Regions from separate parts of the Homo sapiens genome. Here region 2 is linked to region 1. A link is a loop called in an ENCODE intact Hi-C map of the cell type or tissue named here. Cell type or tissue: endothelial cell of umbilical vein. All regions are shown on one strand. Each heading gives the region's core, and the rest is flanking DNA. Links, peaks and the distances in the headings are about the cores only.

What was found. Hi-C counts contacts between places; a loop is a spot of excess contacts. Peaks named below come from ENCODE experiments on the same cell type or tissue, not always from the same donor. Only the 100,000 strongest peaks of a DNase experiment are listed, where the experiment ranks them.
Region 2: it touches region 1 in a loop (19-fold over the local background); 41 of 110 quality-filtered maps call a loop at or near these places.

The regions. Positions count from the first base shown.
Region 1 is chr4:20,766,946-20,777,866 of GRCh38, reverse strand. All of the region lies in intron 3 of KCNIP4 (potassium voltage-gated channel interacting protein 4), which reads left to right. It also overlaps a transcript of PACRGL not described here. Among named protein-coding and RNA genes, the nearest start is that of PACRGL, 72 kb to the right of the region's middle. In endothelial cell of umbilical vein, for the core only: a CTCF peak has its summit at 4,286 (motif pointing left); a DNase peak (open chromatin) is centred at 4,256; H3K27ac peaks cover 415 bases.
Region 2 is chr4:21,464,893-21,475,813 of GRCh38, reverse strand. The region is part of intron 1 of KCNIP4 (potassium voltage-gated channel interacting protein 4); the gene reads left to right. Among named protein-coding and RNA genes, the nearest start is that of MIR7978, 5.6 kb to the right of the region's middle. In endothelial cell of umbilical vein, for the core only: a CTCF peak has its summit at 6,175; no DNase peak of the experiment used is centred there; H3K27me3 peaks cover 623 bases.

The DNA.
Region 1 (10,921 bases), core at 1,004-9,003:
CACAAACTGATAGCTGTAAGCTTTGACCTCTGACCTGAGTTCCAAACTCCTTTCTAATTACTGGTTTCCCAACTTCTCTGGGATATCCCTCAGGAACGTCAAACTTCATGGTTTCATAAACTACACTAATTCATCTCTGCAATCTACAACCTCCACTTTTTCTCTGTAATCTACAACCTCCACTGTCACAAATTACCATAAACTGGGTGGCTTATAGACAACAGAAATTTATTTCTTACATTTCTGGAGGATGGGAAGTCCAGGATCGAGGTGCTGACAGATTTGGTTACTGGTAAAGTCCCTCTTCCTGGTTCATGGAAGACCATATTTCCATTATGTCACTAGGGCTTGGCGGAGGAGGCACAGCAGCTCTTTGGGCCTCTTTTATAAGAACATTAATCCTATTCATTAAAAACTTAAGTCTTATGACCTAATCACCTCCTGATACAGTTAGGCTTTCTGTCCCTTCCCAAATCTCATCTTGAATTGTAGTTCCCATAATCCCCATGTGTTCTGGGAAGGATCCAGTGGGAGGTAATTGAATCATGGGGGCAGTTGCCCCCATGCTATTCTCATGATAGTGAGTGAGTTCTCACAAGAGCTGATGGTTTTATAAGGGGCTTTCCCCCTTCACCTGGCACTTCTCCTTTCTGCTGCCATGTGAAGAAGGACATGTTTTCTTCCCTTTCTGCCCTAAGTTTTCTGAGGCGTCTATAGCCCTGTGGAACTATGAGTCAATTAAACCTCTTTTCTTTATAAATTACCCATTCTTGAACAGTTCTTTATAGCAGCCTGAGAATGAACTAACACACCTCCCAAAGACCCCGCCTCCCAATATGATCATAATGGAGATTAGGTTTCAACATATGAATTTGGAGGCCACACACACTTTCAGTCTATAGCATAAAACATTTCCCCAAAGAAGATCCATTTTTTTTGCCTGTGTTTTGATCTAAAGTAATCATGCCTTCATCTATTCATAATTACCCTATAATGGTCACAAAATGGAGAAATAGTTATACATGTAATAACTGTGCTCCTATGTATTAACATATAATCTACAGTAATATTTGGTTCATTGTTGATTCTGAACTGATGAGCTAGATTTGTTAAGCTGACACAAATATGTCATAAAATGGACAGTGCCTGGCACAGTGGCATAAAATGGAAAAAAATAAAACATAATTATGGTAGAATTAAATAATTTCCTAACGGTAGAATTAGGGAAATCATTCTTAAAGAAGGAGATATTAGTTGTTGGAATTAAAGTCTAACTAGAAACAATTAATAAAATATAGCATTCTAATTCTTTCAGAAAATCATCTATTTTCATATGAGCATTGTAAGTACTGGAGGGATTGCTCCTTATCTTCCTCAGTATGTTGGTCTATAGTACAATTTTGAGAGGTTGTACAGAGAATAAACCACCCCAGACTTCTCATCTCCCAGCAAAGATAACAAGAAACCGAAAGTAGAGCTCCTATTATTTAAATCCAAATATTAATCTCCTTCTGGGATGCATTAAGGTTAACAACTGGTAAACCAGGAAATGAAAATATCTGTGAGATACTAGAAAAAAACAAAAACATGCATTGTTTTTCCTTCCTTACGGGGCAAAAACATAAAACTTTTAGCTTTATGCCTCACTAGAGAGAATAAGAATTGTTACCATAAGCTCATATAAGTTTTGAAGAGAATCCCTTGCTGATTGAAATAATACCTTCATAATATTTGCAAATAAATGTCTAGACTATCCATGAGCTCTAAAAATGAAAAATGTGCAGATGGAAATGAAAAGTGAATGTGGTAGAATTGTTGGGATTTGAAGCTCTTTTATATGCCTGGAATTTCTGGACCTTTATCAGAAGACAACATTTGTATATATTAAATAGATAAATATGCAATATATTAAAACAGGTAAACAGAAAGGAATAAGAGTTAGACTGCCTCAGTTTCAGGGTAAACATAGCCATGTGGGGTTTAGATACACCTAATAGCTGGGAGTCTTTCTGCCCTCCTGAAGGATACTTAGCCCCTAAGATAATATAATGGAGACTTATTAGCACTTTCAGTAGTACAGAGATTTATTCTAACCATCTGTACCATGTGCAAGAATATACTGTAAAAACAATCATCATTATTCTTTTTAATTATTTATTTTGAAGACAGTCTCTCTCTGTTGCCCAGGCTAGAGTGCAGCAGCAATCATAGCTCACTGCAGCCTCAAACTCTTGGGCTCAAGCAATCCTCCCACCTCAGCCTCCTGAGTAGCTAGGACAAAAGGTGTATGCCACCACTCCTGGCTAACTTTTTTTTTTTTTTTTTTTTTTAAGAAACTGAGTCTCACTATATTGCCCAGGATGGCCTTGGACTCCTGGCCTCAAGCAATCCTCCTGCCTTGTTTTTCCAAAGTGCTGGGATTACAGGCATGAACCACTGTGTCTGGCCTGGACTCGTTATTATTAATCATTAGCAAAAGCAAAGAAACATGCAGAAGTAACTCCTACATACAAGTTCATAATCTTGAGTTATTTACATTGCAATCCATGGCAATGTGAGTTTATTCTGTGTGCTTGCTTGCTTGCTTTTATTTACTTTTAATTTTTGGAGATAGGAGCACAAGATTTTAATCGCCATATATGTTGAAACTATTGTTCCCTTGAAATAAATTCATATGCACAAAGAACATAATAGCTCATCAGTGGAGAGATTCTATAAAGGCAAGACCATGTCTGCTTTTCCCCTTTTGTTTGTTCAGTTTATAACAGAGAGCCTGATACACAGTAGACGCTAAATAATTACGTATTGAATAAATAATAAACCAGAGGTAAAAATTCAACTCTGGTAGAGTAAACAGAAAAGAGAGGGATGCTGAGTGTTTAGAATGCGATTGGGATTGTGCTGGGCACTTGATGTAAATCATCTCTTAATTCTCTCCAGAGCTCTGAAAAACAGGTATATGATACCTATCTTGTGAATGGCAAAGACCTTGATTCTTAATGTAACTAGCAGGCCCCAAATTAACCAACCTTGTCTCAGACCACACTCCCCAGGCACATTTGCCATCTCTTTAGTCATTGATCACATCACAGGTTTTTGTACACAGGGTTCCTTTGCCTCTTCCCCAGCAATATCTCCTGCTAGTTTTTACTTATCCTTCAGGTCCCTCTTTAAATGTCACATCCTCAGGGAAGTCTTCCCTATAAATTAGACCTTCCATACTTGGTTTGTAGCACTTATCGCAACTGTAACTGAATGGTTATTTACACAGAACTTTGTTTTATGTGTGACTTCTCTGATAGTCATCAAACTCCAGGAGGGACTTCATCTGTCTTGATTGTTTTAGCTCCATTTCTTCTTACACTCTCTGACATATAATATGCTTTCAAAAACATGTCCTGCATTAATTAATTATGATAAAATCCAGCTTGAAGAAGTTTAGTAACTTATTCAAAGTTCCAGGCTAGTAAGTGATATGAGTGGCTCATAAGGAAGGGGCTGTTAGATTCTAAAAGCTACAAAACTGAGAGTAATAACTAAGGAAGTGGAACACTGGTGTGATATTCTGAAAATCCTCTGAAATTAAATAAGCAGATGGTATTTAACAAGGATAAACATAATATCCCATATTACATGAAAACATGACAAAAGCTAACAGGTTCAGAACGAGCATCATTGTAGAAATAATTTCCTCCATGGGGAATGTGTACTGGGTGTTTATACATCCAGGCACGACGCTAGACATTGTGCATGGGTTATCTTTATTTAAGCCTCATAATAACCTCCAGATAGGGTAGTATCATTATTTTCATCTTAAAGGTTTAAAATGTTCCCCTGTTAAACAGCAAAGCAGGCTCAAGCAGCTTTGACTCCAGAGCCCACATACACTTAACAATTTCAGAAGGTTTTCAGACTCAAGCTTTGGAACTTTAGTGGCGTTGTCTTGCTTATTTGTTTTCTAAGATCTACAAGTTTTTGGTGACTAAATTAAAGGTGGCCCAACTGCCAAAAAAGTGATTGTGAATTCAGACTGACGTACACCAAATGTAATATCCAAAATGGAGATCAGAGTCTCTGGGCCCCATTCCCAGAAATAGTTAATTTTTTAAATTATCTAATGTAGGAATGAGGCTGTCACCGTTCATAAAAAGGAAATAGCCTTCTTGAAAGAAATTTACCCAGACAGGCACCAAGCTTAGGAAAAGAACAATCCCTTAAGAAAAAGAACTGGAAATCGCTTTTCTAGCTATCATGGAGGACACTACTGCCCCCTTGTGCCTCATTATGATGATACAACCCTAAGAATGTTTGGTCCAACTCACGCTGAGCGCCGTCTGAGCTCCAGAGAGCCCTCGGAAGCGTTCTGCCCCAGCTTGCTCAGAGTCAACAGGCCCGGGAGTTTCCTTTTGGGTCATTTTGCCTGGCATGGAGAGGAGACAGAGGCTTTACTGTCCCACCTGAGAGCTCGGAAGCACTGAAGTACTAGACACAGGTTCCTTTTAGGCAGCTACCGTGACCCTTGATAATTGTTCCCTTCATAGCCTCTGAAGAAGCACTAGGAGAAGGCAAAGGAGGGTGGAAACTTCTCAAGTATTTGCAACAATTGCAACAATTTCAAAAATACGTCCTGCATAAATGAGTGATGATAAAATCCAGCTTGAAGAAGTTTAGTAACTTATTCAAAGTTCCAGGCTAGTAAGTGATATGAGTGGCTCATAAGCGAGGGGCTGTTAGATTCCAAAAGCTACAACTGAGAGTAATAACTAAGAAAGTTTTGCAACAAGAACTTAATTAAGCAGACTAAACTTTTTTTTTTTTTCTTTAACTTCAGAGACTCAGGGCTGCTCCTGGAAATGGTAGCTCACTGAGGGAAAAACTTGTGCAAGAGGGACAAACTAGTATTTTCTCAGAATGGCAATAAGAAAGGGAAAGGGGCCGGGTGTGGTGGCTGACGCCTGTAATGCCAGCACTTTGAGAGGCTGAAGTGGACGGATCACCTGAGGTCAGGAGTTCGAGATTAGCATGGTGAAACCTCGTCTCCACTAAAAATACAAAAAATTAGCCGGGCGTCGTGGCGGGCGCCTGTAATCCCAGCTATTCAGGAGGCTGAGGCTGAAGAATCGCTTGAACCTAGGAGATGGAGGTTGCAGTGAGCCGAGATTGTGCCATTGTATTCCAGCCTGGGAGACAAGAGCGAAACTCGGAAGAAAAAAAAAAGAAGAAAGAAAGAGAGAGAGAAAGGGAACAAAATGTATAATAAAATGTATAAAATGTATTTAGAGCTGAATCTGACCTGTCCTGAACCTGCCTCACCAAAGCAGATGACCAGACAACTTGAGGTCCTATCCTCCAACCCCTCACCTGGGACATTTCAATTTATTTGTAAAAAACAATTCAAGTTTTCATGCTGCTTTGCCCTGAGGGTTTCAATATATTTATTGATGTCAGTATTTGAATACTGACTGCTTCCTCCGTAGTAAGCTCCTTTGGATGAGGGCCATGCTTGTTGATTAACCGTTACGCTCCTGTGCGTAGTCAAGTGCTTGGTATATGAATACGTGTTGAACAAATAACGAATACTTTGTGTTTTAGTGATTAATAGGATTGAAAGACATTGGGATAAAAGTTACCCCTTAGTTAACTTTTCCCCCCGCAGGTGCACTCACCTTTCAAGCTTAGGAAGATGTGAAAGATTTGCAGTCAAACTCAAGTTCAAATCCCAGTCCCACTGACCTTGGGAAAGTTCTTTAAACCTCCCTGTGCTCATTTCTTAAACATTGTGTGGTAAAACATCTACCTTTTCTACTTCTCAGGGATTTAATGAGAACATGTATCTCCTACACCACATGGCTCAGTGCCCAGCAGACCACGAATGATCATTAAATTTAGTTTTATTCAGCTGGGCACAGTGGCTCACACCTGTAATCCCAGCACTTTGGGAGGCCAAGCTGGCTGGATCACGAGGTCAGGAGATCGAGACCATCCTGGCTAACACGGTGAAACCCCGTCTCTACTAAAAATACAAAAAAATTAGCTGAGCTTGGTGGCGGGTGCCTGTAGTCCCAGCTACTAGGAAGGCCAAGGCGGGAGAATCACTTGAACCCAGGAGGTGGAGCTTGCAGTGAGCCGAGATCGCAGCACTGCACTCCAGCCTGGGCGGCAGAGCGAGATTCTGTCTCAAAAAAAAAAAAAGTGAGTTTTATTCACCCCCAATTCCTATGCTTTCTCAAAGTGTCTTTGGATAGACTTTAAAAGACGTTCTCCAAAAATCTGGACCTGCATATGCGCACCCACCACCGTAATCTATAGACGACACCTCTTTCTCCAGCAGACATTTCACCAAACTTGTCAGCAACCTGTAAACTCAACTCATTTTTATTTTCTCTTTCTGTAGAAAGGTGTAATACAAGGACAAGAAGGTTGTAGCTTATGTTAGAATGCTTTTGACTATAAGTAACAAAAAAGATCAATAAAAAATGGCTTACACATGAGGAAAATGTGTAATCTCACATAAGGAGTCCAGAAATCATAGTCTAAATGAAGTTATCAAGGGGCCAGAATCTAGCCAATTTAGTAGGTGACAGAAATCAGACTGGGAGAGAATAGATTTTTTTAAATCTTCAGGGAATAAAAAGGCTTTATACAACCATGTATATATATATGAACATATGTGTATACCATCATCTCCATGCAGTCATCTCTCTGTATTCTTGAGGGACTGGGTTCAGAACCCTCCCCCATGGATACCAAAATCTGGGGATACTTAAGTCTCGTTATATGAAATGGTGTAGTATTTACATATAACCTATACATCCTCCCATGTACTTTAAATCATCTCTAGATTACTTATAATAACTAATACATGGAAATGCTGTGTAAATAGTTGTTATATTGTTTTTCATTCATATTGTTTGTTTATTTATTTATTTATTGAGATGGAGTCTCGCTCTGTCTCCCAGGCTGGAGTGCAATGGCATGATCTCGGCTCACTGCAACCTCTGCCTCCCGGGCTCAAGCAATTCTTCTGTCTCAGCCTCCGGAGTAGCCAGGACTACAGGCATGCACCACCATGCAGGGCTAATTTTTTGTATTTTTAGTACAGACGGGGTTTCACCATGTTGGCCAGGATGGTCTCCAACTCCTGACCTCAGGTGATCCGCCCACTTCAGCCTCCCAAAGTTCTGGGATTACAGGCGCGAGCCACTGCACCTGCCTTATTTTTTATTTATTTTTAATTTTTATTTTTTCAAGTATTCTCAAGCCACAGTTAGTTGAATCTGTGCATGCTGCAGCTGCGATATGGAGTACCTGCTGTATTTTATTTTATTCTTTCTGATTGAAACACTGCGTGTTTCTTTTAAGTAGAATTCTTTACTCGGTATTTTTTTTTTTGGTCAATATTATTAGGCTGATATCATGCCAACTTGAAAGTGATCTAATCAATTAGTAAAATCTAAAAAAATTTATTTCTGCTCTGGATATAGGCAGACATACTCTAGACGGGGAACACTCAGCATATGGGATACTATTCTTAGCACTCATAAAAAATATTGAATTTTGGCCTCACAGCTGGTCTTTACACTGCTGATTCTAAAGCCTTGACAGAATATAGTCTTTTCAAATCGCATTAAACTATGGCAGGTGCCAAGAAATATAGTTGCGAGTTGTGGTGGATACACTTGTGAGTATAATTGTAAAAAAAAGACTGTTGTTAAACAAAAACTGCTATGAAAACCAAAATGAACTGATGTTCAGAAGAAGCAGGCTGTGGGAGGTATTAATAGATATCTAAATGCAGCCACTCAAGATCCCTGTCTCTTGGTTATCCAATCAAATACTAAGCAAGGTACTACTGTGATGAGATTTTGCAGATATAATTAAAGTCTCAGGGCAGTTGACCTTAAGATACAGAGATGATCTTTGTGGGCTTGATCTAATCACACGAGTCCTTTACCAAAGGGGAAGTCAGAGAGAATCAGAGTGTGAGAAGGACTCAACAGGCCTTTGCTTTGCTGGTTTGAAGATGGAATGAAGCTGAGAGAGAAGCCCCCAGTAAACAGCCAAAAGGTTACAGGGACCTGGGCCCTACAACCACAGAAGCTGAATTCTACCAACAACCTCAGTGAGCTTGGAAGAGGACTGCAAGGCCCAGATGAGAACCATAGCCAGTTTAAGTGGGAGACTGAGCAGAGCACACAGCTAAGCCATGTCAGACTCTTTTATCCCACAGAAGTGTGAGATGATACATTTGTGTTGTTTAGAGTTACTAAGTTTATGGTCATTTTTTATGCAGCAATAGAAAACTGATACATAGGCTTTGTCCCAGGGCACCATTGTCTTTTTTTTCCACTAAATGGTTTTGGGTGCCTATAGAATTTCACTACATCATAATTTTTAAAAGACCCTGACAAAATGGACACTGTCTTCTGGATAAAGTTGGGAAAATCCTTTTAAAAGTCTCCGTAAATCAAACAATTCTACATGCATTCCACTAAAGATTCAGGAATTGGGCCCAATCCCAGGAAGCCTTTTCCTACAAAATTTGGAAAATCTCTTTTTGCAGAACCAACTTAAGTTACTTGAAGAGATAATAGTAAAAATAAGTACAATTTGTAGAATGTTTAGTATTATGCTAGAATCTTTATATACATAATGCCAATTAGTTCTCATTTCTTTACTATAAGATGCTATTGTTTCCTGCATTTTTAAAGACTAAGACTCAAAGCAGAACTTTTCAATTATTTCTTCATTAGTAGTAGAGCTGAAACTTGAGCCAGTTTTTTTTTTTTTTTTTGGCTGTAAATCTCATGTGATTTCCTTCTTCCATATGGTTAGAGGGCAGAACTGAAGGGGAGAGAACCTTTGCCTAGTACCTTGGATTTCTGCTTCATCCTGGGTGACCCTGAGAACTCGTGGGGCTCAGAATGTGCCCACATCCTTGCAGCTGAATTGAATCTTGGTCACCCAGCTCTCATTCCTTTTCCAAGGATAGTATCTAGGTCAGCCTTTTCCCACCATTGGCTGTTTCTTTTTTTAATCTGCAGTGCCTATTTAACCACTTTGACCCCAGAAGTGTGTTCAGGAAATGGAAGAGGCAGTTAATGCAGATTTTGGAAACAAGAAAATATCCAACATGTTGAGTATATTCAGTTTTTAAAATTGGTTGGGTTTCTTTCATCCATTGTCTATTTTAGTTTGCATTTCTTTTGCTTACCTGTGATGTTAGTATTACTTACCTGTTATATCAGATGAGAACATTTAGACTAAGAAGGAATAAATGAGTTGCTAGGAGTTCAAACACCTGGGCATATTAGAACAGAAATTTATAGCCAGCTCTAGTTCTTAATGATCAGCTTTTCTGCTTTGAAAACTGAAAGGTTAATCCTATAATTTTTAAATGAGCTTTTTAGAATCCAATTTTTGACTATGTTAAGCTTTTTATGTTGAAATAAGAAGTGTTTTTCTTGATCCTAGCCATCTCCCCTTAATTTCTGCGATCATAGTCATTGTGGGCAATCATGGGGATATCGGAACCCCCATGACTATCTTGGTCTTGGTCTTAGGAGTTCTAAAAATGTAGGCCCAAGTTTTGAAGGACATTATCAGAGCAAATTCATTTTCTAATTTATTAAAAGCTAAGAACTGACTGAAGATTTATTCATTCAGCATAAATATTTTTAGTATTCCCTATTCTAAACATCGTAAAGGTTAGTCCCTGCCTTGTATTTACTAACTCTAAAGAGAGCAGAGAAGTCCACAGAATCTGGTGATATCAGCAGCACAGGTTGTAGGATTGTGTCATTTAAATTTTGAAAATTCTCCTGCAATTATAGAATGCCAGAGAATCTCTGAATTGTCATACTACATGCTAAATACTATTTTAACTGATAGACCGAGCAGACTACCTTGTATGTTCTCCTTAGCACCAGAGATGGGTGTGAGAGTTGGTGAAATATACAGATGCCTAAGAGATGTGGCATTACAGGTATCATGAAAGGATCCCCAAATAACTATTTCACAAGCACTTTTAGTTTTTTTTTCCTATGAAATGTCTTACTGTAATTCTTTTTTTTAATCCTGAAGAAGTCTCTAAATGTTTAATAACAATTCTGATCCTGAGGAGAAGACACATATCAGAACAGAATGATTTAGGGGAAGAGAAGATTTCAGCTAATAGAGTGGGCAAAGATTATTGGAGTGGACAATATTATAATTATATGATGTTATTATACCTGTGATTTGCATACCACTGCAGCTATTTCTCATGCATTTCAACAGAGCTCTGAAAACCTTCCAGGAAATGCTGAAAGGTTTCCTTATAAGGTGAAAGTATAAGAACTCTTGAAGCACTCACAAAATATGTTTCTTAGCAATTTCCTATGCATACATGGATCTTTCTCCAAAGCACCCTTCCCAACACTTTCCATGATGATTTCAAACATACCATGTAAGCATCGCTGGGGAAAACTTTAAATTAATAAATAAGAGGCTCCTGGGTTTCTACTGACATTTATTTCCATGATGGTGGCCTTTATTCTCCTCTGCTATCATTTACAATTACAATATTCCTTTCTTTTAGGGTAAATTCTGATGATATTAGATAGAGTGATTCAACTTATAACACTAGAATAGAAAGCGTAATTCATATATACTTCATAAGCTGATTGCATTTCAGACCTGTGTTATTCTAGATTCAACCACGTTGATAAATATGATTTATCCTTGGTCTATCGGCATTGATGTTACAGTGACTCATTGCGTGATGGAGTTCTGCTTACCAAATCCTAAACTATTACCATGGTACTAACAGCTAATATTAAATGACCAAATATGATGTGTAAGGTAGAGGGCTAGGATAATAGCATAATATGTGTATCTTATTCATTCTTATAGCAGCTCTCTGAGGTCAATTCCTGTCCCC
Region 2 (10,921 bases), core at 1,614-9,613, 700 kb before region 1:
AATATGAACATATTTTTATATGTCAAAATCAGAAGTCACTCTAGAAATGGATATGAATAGTCTTTAACTAGAATATCAGAGTTTCACAAAGCTTTCATCTCTGTAGCTGCGATATAGCCAAATTTGCATTTCGAGGACTGTTCCAGAGTATAGTTTTGTAAGGCCTGAAAATGAGAACTTGATTTTCATCATCCTGAACTGGTCTTTGAACAGTGTGCCAAGGGTGATCAACATTAAATATATGCTCTAAGTGTCTCTTGATTATAGGGACATTGGTTAAATAATGGTTAATGTCAAATGACAACATTTTGACCCGTAACTTGCTTTTATTTGGAAAAGTCGGTGAGTGGAGGGTTGAAAGTTGTTGCCAGGCTCTGAGTATCAGTTCATAGGTAGGTAAAGGCATTTCCATGTGGAATGAGCTGTGGTACGGTGGTCTGGGCTCCGCTTTCACTTCTGTCACATCTTCTCTAAGCCCCAGTTTCATCTGTAAGATGATAATTAGCATCAATCTGGATACAACTCAGTGTACCTTTGGGAGTAAAGTGCAACTCTAATGTGTAAACACTTAGAAAATGGTAAAGCTGATTTACATAAAAGTAGAGATATATATATTCTCCTGTGTGTCTTTTAACAGTATTTTAGAAAGAATATATTGGCCTGTTAAACTCCTAATAAAAATATGTTAGGAGAGAGTATGAACAAAAACTGTAAAGAATATAAGGTAGGCAACATAGAACAAAGCATTGATTATAATTATTTTTATTTTAATTAATTAATTTATTTTATTAACGTCTTTTTTTTTTGTTTTTCGAGATGGAGTCTCATTCTTTTGTCCAGGCTGGAGTGCAGTGGTGCAGTCTCGGCTCACTGCAACCTCCGCCTCCCAGGTTCAAGCGATTGTCCTGCCTCAGCCTCCTAAGTAGCTGATATTACAGGCGCCTGCTACCATGCCTGGCTAATTTTTTTTTTATTATTTTTAGTAGAGACTGGGTTTCACCATGTTGGCCAGGCTGGTCTCAAACTGCTGACCTTGTGATCAGCCCACCTCGGCATCCCAAAGCGCTGGGATTACAGGCGTGAGCCACCGCGCCTGGCCGATTTTAATTATTTTTAATGTGCTTGTTTCCTCCTCATGTGAAGTCTCTCCCTCCTTTCTGTTCTGCCCCTTCCTTTTTCCTTACCTGACCTGGGACAGCTTCTGCAGAAAGGTATGATCACTATAGATAATGCTTTGGGGAAAGGCTTTCTTTTTAAGATGTCTTAGCCACTGTGGAAGGGAGAGTAGGGAGACTTTCACAATTTATAGTTTTGAAATATCTCTTCAGTGTTACAAAGAATGTCCGATAAAGTAAGATCATAACCTGAGGCATATTTGGAGTTCAATGAATTGATCGTTTTTTGTTTCACTGTGATTATAGTAAAGTCAGCATAAAAACATTGCTTTTTTCATCTGCAGACTCTGGATTAATAGGACCATAGAGCAGCAAATTGCTAGGTGCACTGTGGCAGTTTCAATAATAATAATAACAGAAAAGTTAGAGTAATTGACACAATTCTCAGTGGCCTTCATTTTTTTCGTCTTGCCTGCTCTTAAGTAGAAATTCAGCTAAATATATTCCACTGATAGAGTTCATGAAAGAAAATAAAGGTGATATTTTTACCCTAGGATTCTGCCATTTGTCTGAAAGCTTTAGAATCATTCTACACAGATGCCAATTTTCCATCAAGTTCTGTTACTCCACAGCCCTGTTAAAAATTCTCAGCCCTGTTAAGAATTCAGCTCTGTTAAGTTGCCTGGGCCGGGAGTGGTGGCTCACGCCTGTAATGTCAGCACTTTGGGAGGCTGAGGCGGGTGAATCATCTGAGGTCAGGAGTTTGAGGACAGCCTGGCCAACATGGTGGAACCTGATCCCTACTAAAAATACAAAAATTAGCCAGGCATAGTGGCACCTGTCTGTAGTCTCAGCTCTTGGGGAGGCTGAGGCAGGAGAATCGCTTGAACCCAGGAGTCATAAGTTCCAGTAAGCCACGACTGCGCCACTGCACTTCAGCCCAGGCAACAGAGTAAGACTCTGTCTTAAAAAAAAAAAAAAAAGAATTCTCAGTCTTCTGTGTTGCTCCCCACAAGACTTCTCCAATACTAACTTTGCTTCACTACAAAGTATGAAACTCTTATCTAAAGTTTTCTTGTGCTCACTGAAGATATATACTCTAATTAAATGATGTATGTTAAATGTATGTAAAGCTCCAATTTCTTTTTCTAAAATCTGAACTCCCAAAGGACAGCATGGAGATCTGATTCTGTCTTCAGATTTTTTAAAAAAACTCTTTTACCATCAGAAAATATTTCATTTTCTGTATTTTGTAGAGTTTTACAGCCTCTCCAGGAAGGGGAGCAAGGACAAAGCCTATGCTGTTTTTATTATTAGTCATTCTTAGGAGGCAAGGTGGGAGGGACAGGGAAAGGGCTAGATGCCCCAGTTCCCGATAGAGAATTTGACAGTTTAAAGGATTTCCCCGTATTCCCTGACTGAGAAATATATATTTTATGTATTTTTCAGAAAAGTTGGGTTATGCTGCAGTAACAAATGGTCCCCAAATCCTAATGTCTTACAGCAGCAAAAGTAACATTTGCCCTATTGTAGGGTAATTGTGGCTTTGCTCCAAGTCATCTTCATTTCGATATCCAGTATAATGGAGCAATTTCTAACGAAACGTTGCCAATCATCATGTCAGAAAGAAAGAGATCAGGTTCAACTTGCAAGTGACACATCTTTTCTGCTTACACGTTGTTGACCAAGTTAAATCACATGACCAAACCTGATGGCTTTGACATAGTATATTTCTCTCCTGAAAAGTAGAGGACATATTTTTAGAAGTCTACCACCAGTGGCTAATGCTAGCTATGAGCCAGGCACTATACTAGGCATTTATAAATATTAACTCTCATCTTCATAATAATCTTAGAATATAGGGATTTTTAACACTCATTTTGCAGAAGAGGAGAAAAACTGGGCAGTTTGAGTATGTTCATACATTTAATTAGAGAAAAACCAAGGATTGAATACAGATCTAGCTGACTGCATAGCCTAGATTTTACCGATAACCTGAACTGCGTTTCAAATAGTCAACTTATTGTAATCAGTATCTCCTTGAAGAGAAGCCAAGGGGAAGAAAAAACACCAGTTTCCTCAAAACTCATGAGTGAAAAACCCAGCTCCTGATTCAGCTATATAATCCATATTTTTCCAAACATGGAAACTACCCTCAAAAACCTCATCATCTAACATAAAACATGATAATCTAAGAGAAGAAATGAAATGCACTGATTAAGGTAATGATAGTTGTAGTAATATTAACCCCCCCACACACACATTTCAGCCAATTAACATAATGAAATTGGTTTTCTCACTCATGTTGTGAGCACTCTGGGGGGACTGGAGACTTTCCTCTCTCTCATGGTTCAGGATTCCAGGTTCTATCCCCCTATTTGCTCTACCATCTCCTACGATCTCGGGGTCCTCTGCACTCAGTGGATTGGGAAATGGAGGTAATGCTTGCTTCTTATCTGCTCCACCCTAAATGTGACACACATTGTGTCTACTCTCATTCCATTAACAAGAATTTGTTATAGATCCCTAGGAAAGATGCCTAGGAATGTAGTCCCTGACTGGGCAGCCATTCCCAGCAACAACTCTACATTATGGAAAAAGCTTCAGGAATTTCTGGTTAACTTCAAGGCACCTCTGCCACATGGGACATTGTCATCTTTGTGATGATACAAAGTAGAAAGTGAATTCATGCCAAGAAAAGATGCAGATACATTTCAGTTCATGAAGTATTTGTTTTCTTTCTCCAAATGCAACCAATAAAAAGAAAGAAGAATATTTTTATTTAGAAATCGATTAAATGGTTTGTCAGATGTTTTACCAGATATTATTAGGGACATAAAATAAAGTATGATGTATTTTCTGACCCCAAAGGGATACCATAGGTCCTCTCATTTGAATTTAAAATCCAGGGATGGAGGAATTCTTTTTGAATCTTGCCCATAGCTGAGTAGGTAGCCAGAGAAGACTCAGTTTCCTCACCTGTGAAATGGGAATATCTGTTCCACAAGATTGATACTGAATTATGAAGCCCTGTTGAAAAGGAAATTAAGCCCATTGTTTACTGTCTCATTCCCCTTTCTCTACAATCTATAGGAACTAGAACATATAAATATTGGCAGAGCCTGTTTTCTGTGCATAAAATGTAAATTTCAGGAAACTCATTTAGCTCCATTTATATAATCATGATAAAATATATAAAATACTCAATTTCTAGAACTGAAATACAGAGATAAAGATTCCGATAAAATTTGCTAATTATTATTCTCTTAATTCCCTAGCTTCTGCAACTCTCCCAATTCTGTTCCTCCACCCAGAAGTAGGAAGTCAAATTTATTAGGACTCTGGGAATTAGTACTCTACTGCCCTAATTTCAATGAATCCACAGCTGAAATGAGGGAAGAGAATCTGAATTACTATCGCTTTCTCCAGAGGAAGGAAGCATTTTTCAGTGGGCCTAGGGCAAAAGTTTTTCCTCAATTCCTAAAAACAGAACTTCTCAAACTTGCCTTGATAGTAAAAGCCACAGAGAGTACTTGCCAAACAAATTAAAGGACTTATACAAACCTAGTTCTCAAATTTAAGCATGCACCACAATCTCCTGCAAGCCTTGTTAAAACAGAGATTTCTAGACCCCACCCCTAGATATGCCTATTTTGTGAGCCTGGAGGTAGGGAGAGCATTGAGAATTTATGTTTATACCAATCCCTAGAAGATGCTGATGCTGCTGATCCAAGAGCCATATTTTGAGACCCCCTCTACCTAAAGCATTAATGCCCCATCCTGGCTGCTGATCCAAACTAACTGCTGATGCAGAGCTGAAGTGAAAAGTACTTCTCTAATGATTTTAGGTTTTCAAAGAGGACTTTTTTTTTTTTGTTAAATTATCAACAGCTGGCCCTTGAATTGGGCGTTTGGCCAAGAATTCTCTTGTAACTAACTGCTTCTCCCTGTGGCTTTTTAGTGAGTCACCACAAGCTCTTTGGGGTTGTAATTACCCTTAATCCTCCTTCTTGTCTGTGACTGTGTGCCTCTCTTTATTTTTTCATATGCTTCTTCATCTCTCCTGCCAGCTCCCTAGCTGGAACTCAGAAGGTTATTTGGTTAAAGCATAGAGAAGTGCAGAGGAAGCAATGTCTAGTGCATTTGCCTTTCCTTTCTGCACTTGGCTGCACTGTACACAACCTGTACAACTAAACCACATTATCTATTTTTCCTGAAGTTCAATTTTCTCATCTGTAGAACAGAGAGTAGCATGTTACAAGATTATTGTGAACAAGTTAAAGTACTTAGTTCAAAGAAGAGGCTCAATGAATATTCTATATTGCATTTTCTTCCCTGCCTCTTGCTTCTCTCTTTCCTTTCTTCCCTTTCTCCTTTCCTCTTTTCTTCTTTTGCTCTCTGCCTTGTCCCTAACATAAAGAACAGAAAGGAGCTAATCTCCCTCCCTTCTCCACTCCAGACTAGTCATTATACAGCCTGCTTTTTGCTAATCTCTTGCCTCCTTTCTCTGAACCGGCAGTACCAACCTTCACGTTCTAATAATCTGTCCCGATGTCAAGGCCCTGGCTCTGTCATTAAAGTGGGTGAGTTCAGGAAGCAACATACATCACTTTCTGAGTCATAGCTTTATGTATTATTTCTTAGCAGACAGTCCCAATATTATGCCTACTGTCCTCATTTTTATTATATTTCGGCCACAATTGTGGCGTAGTTAACAGAAAAGCGCAAAACACAAATTATGAACATCCCAAAAGTTATGGATTATTTTCCAAACATAAAATTCTGGCTATTTACATGATTATGTTGTGTAGTAACACATGAATCATAGGGACACATTTAGTAGCAATGGCATTAAAAATACCATCAACACCTGCCCTTTAAGCTTTTTTTTAATTTCGGTATTATCACATGTACACTTTGAGCAGACGTGCCTGGCCACACTGTATTGAGAGCAGAGACTAATGAGTCCAATTATCTTTGAAGTTTAGAGAATCCTGGTATTTCAGTGGAAAAAAAATGCTGTCTGCAAAGTAGAGCTGTTATGTTTTTCTTGAACTTTAGAGGGCAGCAGAGGAGCTGTCTGAAAAAAATCCCTACTTGACCAGGAAAAGCATTTTTGTTTCCCAAGTTATTTGTACAAAACGTTTTCATTGAAAGGAAAGGATAATATTTTAAAAGATGCTTGTAATCATGTTTTTAAGATGAAGATATTATTTCATAGTATATTTGAAATAGAAGGACTTTTTTCCCCTTGAAAAAATTTACTCTGTAGTAATTGATGATTAACTTGGGAAGAAGTCTCAGAGGAAATTTTAAAAAGGGAGGATTGGTTATGATAAAAATAATGTATATTGGCCAGGTGCGGTGGCTCATACCTATAATCCTAACATGTTGGGAGGCCAAGGCTGGCAGATCACTGGAGCCCAGGAGTTTGAGACAAACCTGGGTAATATGGTGGGGGAAGAAAATAGCCAGGCATGGTGGCACGTGCTTGTAGTCCCAGCTACTTGGGAGGCTGAGATGGGAGGAGCACTTGAGCCTAGGAGGTTAAGGCTATAGTGAGACACGATTGCACCACTTCATCCCAGCCTGGGAGACAGAGTGAGACCCTGTCTCAAAGAAAAATAATAATAACATAAATAAATAAAATAGTGTATATAATAATATAATAGAATAAAGTGTATTTTATTTCAGAGTGTTTTCTTCTGTTTGTATGTGTTTTAAATATGTGTTTAGAAGATCAAAAATAGTTTTGGAGAATCACTGCTGTGTGTAAACAGTTAATAGATGATGTTGAGCAATGTGAGACAAACTTGTGCACAAATACAGATTTCAAATTGAATAAGAAAGCTGTTTTGCTTGAATAATTAAAAAAGTGCGCTAGCAAAAAAGCGAAACAGGGTTTTGCTTTAAGGTGGAGTTAATTTGATTAGATTTGTCAGCCAGCCAGTTTCACAACATCTGAATACAGTTTAAGAGCAAGTGATCCAAAAATCAGTCTCTAAGTTCCTATTAATAGTGACAATGAGAGATGCTTGTCTTAGATTTTTTTCTCTTTCTCTGGGTGACACCAAATCCTATAAGGCATGTGGCCACTAGTATGACTCGTCCCCAGAGAGTGGGACTGTGTTAGGACTGAAGAGCCAACCCCACAGCCTAAACCGTTTATTACAAATCATCGCTCGTTTACCATTCAAGCGAACTTGGGTCCGCCGCGTAATGCAAGCGATGAAAGCACAACTTACCTCATTTTCTCTTGTTCTGAAATGTTTTCTTTGGAGATTGCGAGCAGTCTTTCTTGCCTGCTGTGCTCCGGTACCGAGGCAGTACCTTGCAGTAGGGGTTCCCTTACTTGCCTTGTTCAGATTCTTTTCTCCCTGCTAATCAAGGGCCTGATCTCAGGTCTTTTTCACACATTTATTCTCTTCTTCTTCCTTTCTGATGTTTATTGTCTTTCCTTGTACATTTTAATTCTTTTAGTAACTATGTGATCATTCTCCTTCATCCTAGTTTTTGGCTTTATTCTCTCTTTTTGACTTTATATCTGGGAATAGGTTTTCTTGAGCTTGGAACCTGGATTGCAAGAAATCAAACATGTGATTACCTACCCCTATATTTCTCCAGTAAGCTTTTTGCAGAGTGATCCATTTGCCCTAAGGGTTACTCTCAAAGAAGATCCTCTGGGGCAGAATTTGTTCCCATCAGTGCCAGCTTTCCATCTGGCAGGATCTCTCAGGGTTTGCTGGTGCTACCCAAGGCTTGCTGCCCACACTGATGGGATAACAGGATATTTCCTAAAGTTTTTGCGGCTCTGCATTATTAACATGGCCACATCCTCAGTGCCCTTGGGCTTTAAAAATTTAACCTGATCAAAGCAGCATACCTATTTGATATACCTAAGTGGGAGAGAGTCTCAGAAATGAGTCACAATGGCCTTCCGACTTTCAGAAAACACCATGCTCTTTTTTTCCAAAAGCCACAGAGCTGATATGACAGGACACTGACGCAGCAGGACTCTGGGATCATTAAAATCCCAATAACAAGAATCTTATCATGTCTTGGCGTGTCTGCTGTGAATTACATGAGATGCTCTATCTGAGAATGTTTTTATGAAGATATCCACCTTTTGTTGCTTCCTTCCTTTTATCTTTTTGCAGAGGGAGACGGCCTTGGTTTTGAGGCCGGTTCATTTACTCTGCCTAACCCCGTAGCCCTCAAGTGGCTCCATTGCCACAGTTCCAGCGTCAACCACACAGTTGTGGTGTAGTGTTGTGAGCAATGAGGCAGGCTGCGTGTAGCTCCTACAACAGACTCAAATCCAGAAAAACAGACCGCTTCCAACTTGGAAACACGTATCATTCAAATATTTATTATATATTTTTGGAAGTTGGCTGCAGGAAACCTACATTTTTTTATTAACTCTTGTTATACAAACAAACCAAAATGCCTTCAATGCCTACCATGTACCAAATGGGGCACTCATCCCATTGCTGAAGTTAACAATCCTTAAGAAGTAAAAATTAATTCCAAAACCCAGAAGAAAAGTTGTTGTATCCAGTTTGTTTTATTATGTTCTGTTTTGTGTGTGTGTGTGTGTGTGTGTGTGTGTGTGTGTGTGTGTGTGTTTGTTTTGGTTTGGTTTGGTTTGGTTTTGGTTTGTCACATTTTTTTCATTGAGATTCTGGCCATGACATATTTCAGAAAAGATTTTTAATCATTCTGAAAAGCTGTAGGATCAGGGTAAGGAGTTTGTTTTCTTTTAAAGTGTAGGATGGTAAATACAATGATACTGAGTGATATATTGTCTCTGCCAGGATTAGATAGATTTGCTTCACCTCTATGGACTTGACCTATGCCAGGGATGGGGTACTGCGATTGTAGGGTGGGGATGAGGCCATGCTTGCTGAAGAAATTCAGCCAACTCTAAAGTATGTTGATTTTCTATATATTACATGACAGCCCCATTAGGAGACGTTATCTGGGGCATTTGTATAAATGGGATGGGGTTTCCAGGACACTGCAGAAGCAATGCTTTATACCCTTAATATTAAAATTCTACTGAGCATGATTTGACCTCTCTCTCTTGCTGTCTCTCATTCTCTCTCTTATTCTCTTTCTGTCACTCTCTGAATCCTGAGATGATTTCAGAATCCCTTAGTGCCACAGCTTATCATTGTGATAATTAATTGTAGTTGAACTGGCAGGGAAAATGTTAGTTAATGAATGATATTTGTTGATAAAATGCCAGATAACAGAGGATTAATTATAACAGCTCATTTTGGGGAAAACAAGTCCATCAGAATGAAGTTAATGATCAGTTTGCCATCTGGCCTAGATTAGGGGGCCATCTTGGTCAGCATTGAGTGTTGAGTCACATAAGTTCCCTGAAGTGTCTTAATATAAGTCAGATGTATCCACAGCATACTATAAACATTGTGGGTTAGACTTTGGAGTTCGGTGTTTAGTGTTCATAATTTGACTGGGCAGAGTCTTGCAGGGTTTTGGGATTTTAATACCCTGAACAAATGGGAAAAGGAGGAAGCAAAAGAACTAGGCAGGACAGGCCTGAGGACAATGATCCTGATCTCTAGGGGTAGTGGGTAGAGCATAGTGAACTTGTGTGTTGTAAGGGCTGGATGATAATGACCACCAGAAGCATAGTACCAGGTGGTCAGTTCATTCATAGCAGTCAGTATTCCAGCTGACAACTAGAGGACTAAAAGAAGGAAGCACTCCACCTCACTTCTTTGGTGTTCTTGCTCCAGGGAAGAGTATACACGTTGTTTGCAGGTGCTGGAGCACATGAAGGACCAGGTCACTAGCTTAGTTTCAGAATGAGCCTTAACTCCTAGCTGAGAACTCACATGTAAGTCCAGAGCACAGAATAAGGAGCCAAGAATTGTTATTTGCATGTTTTAAGCTACCACTCTTGGAGAGTGCCCACTATGTGTCAGGTACCTTATCTTAAATATTTAACCCTCACTACAATTCTGTGAAATAAATATTTTTCATGCCTGGTCTCCAAATTAAAAGACTGAGAAAGCTTGGAGAAGTTAGGCGAACAAGTCAATGTCCAATATCTAGTAAGTTTCAGAGTCATGTTTTATAGTCAGATATGTATGTATTCAGATATATCAACAAAATTAGCCAATGTAATGGGGTTATTGTAGGAGGTTGCAACTGGTGGTCTTAGGACACTGGGCATTGCCCTAGACATAATGAAGAGAGTTGAGTTTGTAGACTCAGTTATTGGGTACAACAATCCTTCTTGCCCACATCAGAAATTGATGGAGGTAAGGAAAGGAGCATGTAGAGAATCCTGTGGACAGAAAGCATTCATAATCCAGCATTGATCTGGAAAGTATATCTTATGTACCTGCTGAGCATGTCAAGTTCTTACTCTTAGCTGCTGTCAGTAGGATTGGCCATCAGATTCTGGATTTTATGTCATAGTAGAATCAAGTGTATGTTTACTATAAGTACTCTTAGGGCTTGTCTTACAGTAGGCATTCAACTCAGTGCTTATGAATGACTAAATAAATGGGTGTGTTCTTTCCTGAAATAGCAGAAAGCAGTAATGTTCTTCTTCTATTTATACTCAAAAAAGGCTATGTGCAAAGCAGGAGAGACAGCCTGGCAGTCTACACCTGTGCCAGTAATCCCCCAACAATCCTGTCAAGATTAATTTTCAGAGAGCTCTTACACAAGAATATTTGGTGACTTCATGTTCTACAGTGATCTATTGAATCAGAGGAATCAAAAATAGCCACTTTTTCCATGGTCGTAGAGGGGTGTTACTCATATTA